2 separate regions of the Homo sapiens genome follow, and region 2 is linked to region 1. Evidence: chromatin contacts called from ENCODE Hi-C or POLR2A ChIA-PET data. All regions are on one chromosome and are shown on one strand. The core of a region is the stretch at or near the end of the contact, and the rest is flanking DNA. Distances in the headings are between cores, read along the strand shown.

The links. A loop is a pair of places that touch in the nucleus more often than their neighbours do. ChIA-PET counts read pairs that join two places held with the same protein, here RNA polymerase II (POLR2A). Pooled maps may share reads with other maps.
Region 2: a loop to region 1 is called in a pooled map, with 2.2 times the contacts of the local background. The contact joins the promoter of NQO1 here to the enhancer-like site in region 1. A Hi-C loop is called at or near these places in 1 of 50 pooled maps. POLR2A ChIA-PET finds 5 or more read pairs at or near these places in 3 of 52 experiments (BJ, HEK293 and WTC11).

Annotation. Positions count from the first base shown.
Region 1 is chr16:69,499,541-69,504,783 of GRCh38, forward strand. No RefSeq gene overlaps it. Among named protein-coding and RNA genes, the nearest start is that of MIR1538, 64 kb to the right of the region's middle. Within about 2 kb of position 2,556, at least 3 of the 41 ENCODE cell types and tissues checked have a DNase peak (open chromatin) inside an H3K27ac peak, as active enhancers do.
Region 2 is chr16:69,723,839-69,729,081 of GRCh38, forward strand. NQO1 (NAD(P)H quinone dehydrogenase 1) reads right to left here and starts at 2,722. Exons shown (of 6, transcript NM_000903.3): 1 at 2,595-2,722. The coding sequence starts at 2,601. NQO1-DT (NQO1 divergent transcript) reads left to right here and starts at 2,889. Exons shown (of 2, transcript NR_186363.1): 1 at 2,889-3,337. RefSeq lists enhancers at 2,205-3,197, 2,284-3,483, 2,730-2,989, 3,198-4,191.

The DNA.
Region 1 (5,243 bases), core at 1,306-3,805:
AGCTACTTGGGAGGCTGATCCAGGAGAATCGCTTGAACCCGAGAGACAGAGGTTGCAGTGAGCCAAGATTGCACCATTGCACTGCAGCCTGGGCGACAAGAGCGAAACTCTGTCTCAAAAAAAAAAGAAAGAATTTGCTATGGGCTAGGGCCTGAGATTCATTTGCCTGATTGCTGGGAATCAGGAGGGTGGAGAATATCATCTGTGAATAGTGTCCAGCTGATCTGACCCCTGCACACCTGAGAGCTGGAAGAGAAAGGGCTTTGTCCCCAGGAGGGGGCTGTGTGGGCTGTGGGCTTGCCTGGGGCCATTAGAGTCCAGTAACCACTTTCACGGGAACTAGAAAGGCCTTCTTCTCCCGTTGTGCTCATCTCCTTGGGGGCTCTCTGATTGCTTCTCTTGTCAGGGATCTCCCTGACCTCCTCTTCTTTGAAGCCCCTGGGCCTGGTGCCCTTTCCACTTCCTCTCACTGCTAATTGGAAGGCAGTGGGTTGGCTCCCGCAGGCGATGGTGATACTCAGTTTTGGATGGCATTGAAACTATTTCATAGACTTCATATTTGGTGAATTCTGAAGGCCAAAGGGCCTGTGTGTTGCACTTGGGTGTTCTCTGGGCCTTGACCGGAGGATCTGTTTCTTATGTTCATGGAGCTCTCGGCCGCCTCTTCCACATCTGCTGGACTAGGAATCAGGGTGGGTGCCTTAACCTCTGATGCTGTGGCATCTTGGGGAGGGGTTTTCTAACTCACGCAAGGATATTTGGTTAATTCCGCAGCTCTGAGATGTTCTTGGAAACTTGGGGGTTTTATACCATGGTGTTCTGGCCAGGTTGCTTCTGATCTGGAGGGAAAGGGAGAGGTTTCTGCCTTCTGGCCCAGGGCCCAACTCCACAGAAGGATGTACTCAATCTTAAAGAGCAAGAGGGCGGATGCGGACACGGCCTAGCCTGAGACCTCACGGGGAGCCACTGAGATGTCCCCAGATCAGAGGTAGGGGTGAAACATGTAGAGACTGACTGAGGGGCTGACCCTAGGGTCACAAGGACAGTGCAAAGTTTTGGTAGTGCTGGGCTTCCTAACAGCTGCCAGGAGATGCTGTCAACTCAGACAGTTGTCACCTCCAGCTCCCAAGACACAGCAGCAGCATGGCCATGCGGGTAGCCATCTGACCTCGACCTCTACTTACCATTCCACATTCCATGAACAAATGATGACACCACGGCCTCTCCTGTCCTGTCTTTGACAGAAGAGCCTCAGCAGTTTCCTTTTATTTTTTAACATTTTTTATTTAATTAAATTAAATAGAGAGAGAGTCTCACTATATTGCCCAGGCTGGTCTCAAACTCCTGGCCTCAAGCAATCCTTCTGCCTCTGCCTCCCAAATTGCTGGGATTACAGGTGTGAGCCACTGCACCTGGCCTCCTTTCATTTTTTAAAAACTTTTTATTTTGAAAAATTTCAAATTTACACAAAAGAAACAAACAGAATATTATAAGGAGTTCTTGCATATCTTTCACTCAGATGCATTAATAACGTCCTGTTGCATTTGTTCTCTCTTTTTTTTTTTTGAGATGGAGTTTCACTGTGTCACCTAGGCTGGAGTGTATGGGTGCAATCTTGGCCCACCGCAACCTCTGCCTACTAGGTTCAAGCGATTCTCCTGCCTCAGCCTCCTGAGTAGCTGGGATTACAGGCATGTGCCACCATGCCCAGCTAATTTTTGTATTTTTAGTAGAGACGGGGTTTCACTATGTTGGCCAGGCTGGTCTTGAACTCCTGGCCTCAAGTGATGCACCCACCTCGGCCTCCCAAAGTGCTGGGATTATCTCTTTCTCTTCCTTTCTCCATAAACGTGTGTGTGTGTGTGTGTGTGTGTGTGTGTGTGTGTGTGTTTGTATACTTTTTTTCCTGAACAACTTGAAGGTTAAGTTGTGGACACATTTATACACTAATCTTTGAGTGTGTATTTCCTAAGAACAAATCTGTTTTATTATATGACCAAAATATAATTAGAAAATATAGGAAAGTTAGGCTGGGTGCGGTGGCTCACACCTGTAATCTCAGCACTTTGGGAGGCCGAGGCAGGTGGATCACAAGGTCAAGAGTTTGAGACCAACCTGGCCAACATGGTGAAACCCTGTCTTGCCTAAAAATACAAAAATTAGCCAGGCATGGTAGCGGGCACCTGTAATCCCAGCTACTCAGGAAGCTGAGGCAGGAGAATCACTTGAACCCGGGAGGCGGAGGTTGCAGTGAGCCGAGATTGTACCATTGCATTCCAGCCTCAGCGATAAGGGCAAGACTCCATCTCAAAAAAGAAAAAGAAAATGTAGGAAAGTTAAACTTGATCCTGTTATCTAATACTGAATACTGTTATCTAATCTATAATTGGTATGCCAAATTTCACCAGTTTCCAATCACGTATCTTACAGCTATTTTTTCTCAGTCCAGGCTACAATCAGGATGCGCATTACATGTTGTTGTCAGGTGCTATTACTCTTCTTTCATCTAGAAGTGTTGCTCAATCTTTCTTTGTCTCTCATGTCCTTGGGAGTTTTCTAAATGAAAGTAAATCTGAAAGCATTCTCGTGGCTGTGACTTCTCTAAATGCTAACTCAGGGGGAAAAAAAAGGAAAGAAATACTTTTCAGTTCCTTGCCTTTGAAGCCTCCGGACAGGTGGGTTTGACAACATCTATTTTGGTCATGCCTGGGCAGTTCTGGCTTATCCATCTACACTAGTCTCAAATGATCCTGGGATTTGCTCTTGGGTACACAGTAGATGCTTAATAAGTAACTTGCTGATGTGCCAGGAGAGAAAGTGAATTGGACCACTGGGTGGAATAACTCAAATGACATTCCAGGAAGGTTTTGCTGCTGTAGATAGAGAGACAAAGGGCTGGCTCTTTCAGGCTGTGTCAGCCCAAGGGCAACATGCAGTCTTGGACTTCATTATCTTATTTCTATTACATAGTGCACTAAGGTTCTCTTTCTCCTCAAATTCCCCAGCAGGAGAGATAGGACTTTCCACTGCAGGCTGTTCAATTCACCAAGAAGAGGAAGCAAATCACAGATCCTGACAGATCCTGCTGTCAGGACTTGGCCAATTTTGAGATGTAATTAAAAAAAATTGTTTATTTTTATTAAAAAAAAAAAGAGTTGGAGTCTCTATGTTTCCCAGACTGGTCTTGAACTCCTGGGCTCAAGTGATCCTCCTGCCTCGACCTCCCAAAGAGCTGGGATTACAGGTGCTCAGCAGACATGTAATTTTTGATCTCCAGCCTGGGGTGTATACATCTGGATTATTTCCTCAGGAATAAGAGAACAGAGCCTTGAAATCAACCTGTTTGAAATCAGCCAGCCTCCAGGATGATCCCGGTCTACGGCCATAGCACCTTGAATGCATCTGATCTCATCTTTTTTTGTTTGTTTGTTTTGTTTTGAGACGGAGTCTCACTCTGTCACCCAGGAGTGCAGTGGCACAATCTCGACTCACTGCAGCCTCCCTGCTTCAAGCGATTCTCCTGCCTCAGCCTCCCGAGTAGCTGGACTACAGGTGCCCGCCACCACACCCAGCTAATTTTTTGTATTTTTAGTAGAGATGGGGTTTCACCCTGTTAGCCAGGAGGTCTCGATCTCCTGAACTTGTGATCTGCCTGCCTCGGCCTCCCAAAGTGCTGGGATTACAGGCACTACCCATCACGCCCATCCTGATCACATCTTTTCTTGGAAGCTAAGCAAGGATGGGCCTCGTTAGTACTTGGATGGGACACCAAGATGGTCCCTGCTGATCCTACCACCCCTGGTATCCACCTCTTCCTGTAGTCCCTTTCCTATGAATCAGGGCTGGCATACATGAACAATACAATAGGGTGACAGTGACTGGGTGTGACATCCGATGCTTAGTCATAAAAGATAATGCAGCTTCCACACTCATCTCTTGTCTAGCTTGTTTTGGAGGAAGCCAAGTTCTTTGAGCATACTCAGGTGTCCATGTGGACAGGACCTGAGGCGCCCAGCCAATAGCTGGCACCAACTTGCCAGCTATGTGAGTGAACCACCTTCAGTGTGGATCCTCTAGCTCCAGGCCAAGCCTTCGGATCCTTGCCACACTGACCAGCATCTGACTGCAGCCTCACGAGCAACCTGGAGGGCTCCAAACACCTGACCCTCAGAAACTGTGAGTGATAATAATTATTGTTTTCTGCCAGGCACAGTGGCTCACGCCTGTAATCCAAGCACTTTGGAGGCCAAGGCAGGTGGATCACCTGAGGTCGGGAGTTTGAGACCAGCCTGACCAACATGGAGAAACCCTGTCTCTACAAAAAATACAAAATTAGCCAGGCGTGGTGGCAGGCACCTGTAATCCCAGCTACTCGGGAGGCTGAGGCAGGAGAATCGCTTGAACTCGGAAGGCAGAGATTGCAGTGAGCCGAGATCGCACCACTGTACTCCAGCCTGGGCAACAGGAGTGAAACTCTTGTTATCTTATTATTATATATTATTATTATTATTATTGTTATCTTAAGCCATAAAGTTTTGGGGCAATTTTCTACACAGCAGTAGGTAATTCATATGATTCTCTTGAAAAGTATAAAGAGAGGTCGGGCGCGGTGACTCACGCCAATAATCCCAGCACTTTGGGAGGCTGATGCAGGCAGATTGCTTGAGGTCAGGAGTTGGAGGCCAGCCTGGCCAACATGGTGAAACCCCATCTCTATTAAAAATACAAAAATTAGCCAGGTGTGGTGGTCCATGCCTGTAATCTCAGTTACTCGGGAGGCTGAGACAGGAGAATCACTTGAACCCTGGAGGTGGAGGTTGCAGTGAGCCAAGATCACACCACTGCACTCCAGCCTGGGCGACAAGATTCTGTCTCAAAAAGAAAAAGAAAAAAAAGAAAAGTATAGGGCTGGGCGCGGTGGCTCACGCGTATAATCCCAGCACTTGGGAGGCCGAGGCGGGCGAATAACAAGGTCAGGAGATCGAGGTCATCCTGGCTAACACGGTGAAACCCCCTGTCTACTAAAAATACAAAAAATTAGCCGGGCATGGTGGTGGGCGCCTGTAGTCCCAGCTACTCAGGAGGCTGAGGCCGGAGAATGGCGTGAACCCGGGAGGCGGAGCTTGCAGTGAGCCGAGATCGCGCCACAGCACTCCTGCATGGGCGACAGAGCGAGACTCTGCCTCAAAAAAAAGAAAAGAAAAGAAAAGTATAAAGAGGCACATGACCCAGAAATTTAACTC
Region 2 (5,243 bases), core at 1,472-3,971, 220 kb after region 1:
TTAAAAGTTTTCTGGGCCCTGGAGGGTTCATTTTCCCTTCCTGCCACTTAACTAGCTGAGCAACATGACCTGGGAGGAGTTAGACTATTAGAGTTTACCCTGAGAGAGGCCACAAGATGCACACACGGATAACCTCTTCAGGGTACAATGGCATTAGTGTGTTAGGAGAGGTAAGGGACAAAGTTCAACAGAAGGCTGGGTGTGGTGGCTCATGCCTGTAATCGTAGCACTTTGGGAGACCGAGGCGGGTGGATTACTTGAGGTCAGGAGCTAGAGACCAGCCTGGCCAACATGGTGAAACCCCGTCTCTACTAAAAATACACAATTAGCTGGGCGTGGTGGTGGGCGCCTGTAATCCCAGCTACTTGGGAGGCTGCAGCACAAGAATCGTTTGAACCTGGGAAGTGGAGATTGCAATGAGCCAAGATCACGCCACTGCACTACAGCCTGGGCAACAGAGTGAGTGAGACTCCATCTCAAAAAGTTCAACAGAGGAAAACTTCAGGACCTCAGGGCTGGCCCATTCGGAAAGGCCCTCAGAGGAGCTTGCCATTTGAGCTGAATCTTGGTCTTGAACTCCTGGCCTCAAGCAGTCCTCCCGCCTCAGCCTCCCAAAAGTGCTGGGATTACAGGAATGAGCCACCACTCCCAGCCAAAATTTTTTTTTTTTTTAATTAGCTGGGTTTCAAGTTCTTCTGCTCTGACCAAAAAAAATTAGCTGGGTGTGGTGGCACACACCTGTAGTCCCAGCTACTCGGGGGCAAAGATGGGACAATCACTTGAGCCCAGGAGGTCAAGGCTGAAGTGAGCCCTGATCATGCCACTGCACTCCAGCCTGGGCAACAAAGCAAGACCCTGTCTCAAAAAGAAAAAAAGAAGTATGATAAAGATAAGCCTTTGTATCAGTTTCATGCATTCTCCTTCTGCCTTCTCTTCTCACTTGAGTGCTCCAGGGAACATGAGTGCAAATCAGATGCATCTATTAGTTGCAAACAAAAAACCTGGATGCTTTAGTTAACCTCAAGATTTGGTTAGCTGGGTACAGCTAAAACTAATTATACAAGATCCAAGTCTTCCCTTTTCACCTCATTACCACCGCCCTTTTTTGTGTTTAAGCTACACGTAAATACAGAACATTCTGTAAGATTGAAAAGTCAGGAAATAGTTCCTGCCCTAGTATTGGAGGAGAGGGTGCCAGTGCCTCGACGCTGAAGAATGAAATACAAGGGAAACAGCAACCACCGTGTATGCGGCAAGCCTCTCAGCTGTCAGAATCTATTCCCTGCTGTCTCTGCCAGTAACTCATGCTGGGCTACCAATCCCCAGCTTAGTCCCTTTCTCAGAGATCCTGATAATTTCAGTTTGTCAACTGCAAGGGCAGTCTGTTCCTCCACTCACTTTGACCAAGATGGGCTTCTTTGTGTACAGGCGCATTTTTAGAGGCAGGACCAGGTCCACAGGGAAGGAAATTACAAAACACAGGATTCTGCCCCAGATGAGGCAACAGCTTTCTAAATCTTAGTACTGTCCAATCTCAGAGTGAGATTATTTGGGAAACAGCTCTCAATCCCTGCAGTTGTCTCAGCTGGTTATTTATGCCTTGGGTGGAGCTGGGGTGACCTCTGAGTTCCCCTAGGGTCGATGGCCGAGTGGGAAGGCTCTATCACTGAAGTGGACCCAATACTAGAAACGGATCCAGTACGATCTGATCAGGTTTGCCTAATCCAAGGGCCTCAATGGAAAATGCCTCCCAAGGCCAGGCACGGTGGCTCACGTCAGTAATCTCAGCACTTGGGGAGGCTGAGGTGGGTGGATCACCTGAGGTCAGGAGTTCAAGACCGCGCTGGCCAACTTGGCGAAACCCGTCTGTACTAAAAATATAAAAATTAGCCGCGCATGATGGCGCACTCCTGTAATCCCAGCTACTCGGGAGGCTGAGATGGGAGAATCGCTTGAACCCGGGAGGCGGAAGTTTCGCTGAGCTGAGATAGCGCCATTGCACTACAGCCTGGGCGACAAGAGCAAAACTCCGTCTCAAACAAAACAAAACAAAACAAAACAAAACAAAACCTGTGCCTGGCAGCCTGGAGCCGGTTCTGGTCTCCGTCAAACCAAAGGCATCAGTTTCCTCCACTCCTGTCCACCAATCGCCAGATATTCTCATTTTCTTCAGAAGCTCGGAATCCACATTTTTAAGTGAAATCACCCATTTTAATGTTAGCAACTTATTTCAAAGTGTTTTAGATACTATAGACCAAAAGAGGTATGGGCTGTGACCGTAAGCCTGATTTGGCCTCTGACGGCCAGTTTCTGACCACAGTTTTGGAGGGAATTTCTGCTTCCAAGGTCAAGTTTCTCCTAAATGCCCACTAGAGTTCGTGGGGTGGAGTGAGGAAGGATCCGCGACACCGGATACAAACAGAAGCTCTCCTTCTCCCGGAGTCCGATCAAGGCTCATCCCAGGTCCCTAATCTCTTCCCTTTGTGGGTTTTGAGTCAAGGAACAAAATTCAGGGCCAAGCCCCTACAACCTCCTCCACAGGCACCAGTGCTCGAGAGACGACCGCCAAGCACCCCGCCCTTTGCAGCACTCACCGACCATGGCTCTGGTGCAGTCCGGGGCGCTGATTGGCTGGGCTCGTGGTTGCCGGGGCGACCCTGGCCGGAACTAGGCTCTCGGTGAGCTGGGCGGCTCCGGCTGCAACCTTGTGGGAGTCGCGTGTGTAGTGCACGGTGCATTCTCTCTTATATATCCTGTCCGGCCCGTTTGAGGTGGACAGCCTACAAGGGCGGGACCCAACGCCTGAATCCTGGGGTGCTGGGCGGAGGATGCTGAGGCTGCAGCTCCAGGAAGGGAGGGAGCCTGGGGGATGAAGGAGGGGCCTCTCCACTCTCACCCGCCGGAGCAACTGGTGGAAGTCAAGAAAAGTCTCTCGGGGCTGGGGGAGGGGATTGTAGGGGTGTGTGTGACAGAGGCCTCAAAAATCTGGCTGGGGGTGCTAAGGCAAGCCCATCTGCGCACTGTGCCCTGAGGTGCAAGAGGATGCAGGGTGGAAGTCGTCCCAAGAGAGTCCAGGGATCAAGTGGGCATGCCCTTTTAGCCTTGGCACGAAATGGAGCAGAAAAAGAGCCGGATGCGGATTACTGTGGTGCCCTAGGCTCAGATTCTGCTGAGTCACTGTGACTGCGGATTTGGAAGGCTGAGAGTCCTGGGGAGACATGCTCCGTGGAGACGAATTTGTTTCTTCCTTTGCAAGATTCAGATTCTGCACTTGGGGGCCCATACAACACACTTCCCTGGGTGCATGCCACTGCACCACCCCTGCTCCTCAAGGCAGGTAATGGGGGAACTAATTGGTTTTGTTTCCCATGAGCTAAGGCAAGGCTGGTGTGGAGATAGCAGTTATAGGGAAGCATATTAAAGAATAGCCAAAACGGGACCAGGCGCGGTGGCTCACGCCTGTAATCCCAGCAATATGGGAGGCCGAGGTGGGTGGATCACCTGAGGTCAGGAGTTCGAGACCAGCCTGGCCAACCTGGTGAAGCCCCGTCTGTACTGAAAAATTAGCTGGGCGTGATGGCGGGCGCCTGTAAGTCCCAGCTACTCGGGAGGCTGAGGCAGGAGAATCGCTTGAACCCGGAAGGCGGAGGTTGCAGTGGGTCGAGATCGTGCCACTGCACTCCCGCCTGGGTGACGAAGTGAGACTCCGTCTCAAAAAAAACTCTATAAAGTAAAAGTTACTGTAAAGAAGGAGATATACTCTCAGTAGGTGAAGGAAAAAGAACTAGAGCTTTAAAGTGGTAATTAACCATCAGAAGAATCACAGATGGGGGAGGTGAGGATGACACAGGGCCCTTCCGTTGTCCCTCCAGTGCAAAAGTTAAGGAGGCACCAGAAAACTGGTTTCCAACTCCCGACCTCAGGTGATCCTACCGCCTCGGCCTCCCGAAGTGCTGGGATTACAGGCATGAGCCACCGCGCCCGGCCCCATCGTGACATTTTTGCATTCATTTTGATGCAACAAGAGAGGACTATATTATTTACACGTATTTACAAATTACTTTGGGAGGCTGAGGCAGGAGGATCACTTGAGCCCAAGAGTTTGAGAAAAGCCTGAGCAACAAAGTGAGACCCCATCTGACAAAATAGTATAAAAGGACGTTTTAAAAAAGGGCTAGGTAGGCAGCCCTGTCCAATAGAACTTTCCCTATCTGTGCTGCCCAAGTAAGGTAGCCACAAGCTTCAAGTAGCTATTGAGCACTGGAAATGTGGCCAGCAGCCAGGCGTGGTGGCAGGCGCCTGTGTCCCAGCTACTCAGGATCTGAGGCAAAAAGATCGCTTGAGCCCAGGAATTCAAGGCCGCAGTGGTGGACTCAATAAAAGAAAAAAAATGGAAATTAAAAAAAAAAAAGTGGCCAGTGGACTGAGGAAGTGAAGTTTTAATTGTAATTAAATTAATTTTTTAAAAATTTATTTTTTGAGGCGGGGTTTCACTGTGTCGCCCAGGCTGGAGTGCAGTGGCAGGATCTTGGCTCACTGCAATCTCCATCTCCTGGGTTTAAGCAATTCTTGTGCCTCAGCTTCCTGAGTAGCTAGGACTACGGGCATGCACCACCACAGTCAGCCACTTTTTGTATTATTCGTAGAGATGAGTTTCACCATGTTAGCCAGGCTGGTCTCAAACTCCTGACCTCAGGTGATCTGCCCACCTCGGCCTCCCAAAGTGCTAGGATTACAGGCATGTGCCACTGCGCCTGGCTTTAATTAAATTTAGATAGCCACATGTCACTAGTGTTTGGAAAGACCTGAGCTGGTTCAGATCGAGGCCGCAGTGTGCTGGCTATTCTATCTCTCACTCTTCTAGTGAGATTGTTTTCTCAATCACCAGTCTCCCTGACCCATCCAGAGGTGGGGCTCAAAGCCACAAAGCTCAAGTGTCGTGTTCGGTCGTTGGTTTCCAGCATGGCCAGTTCCCATCCTCAGTCATCTTGTTAACATGAACTATATAGGGGCCCATCCCAAGTCATCTCATTAGCATAAACCATCAGGAGTGGTCTGAGAAGCCCACAATGAATAAGATGGACACTCCTATCATTTGGGATTTAGGGGCTCAGGGGCATGATGATAGTTCACTGCAGCCTCGACCTTCTGGAGTCAAGCAATCCTCCTGCCCCAGCCTCCTGAGTAGCTGAGATGACAGGTGCATGCCACCGTGCCTGGCTAATTTTTTTTTATTTTTTTGG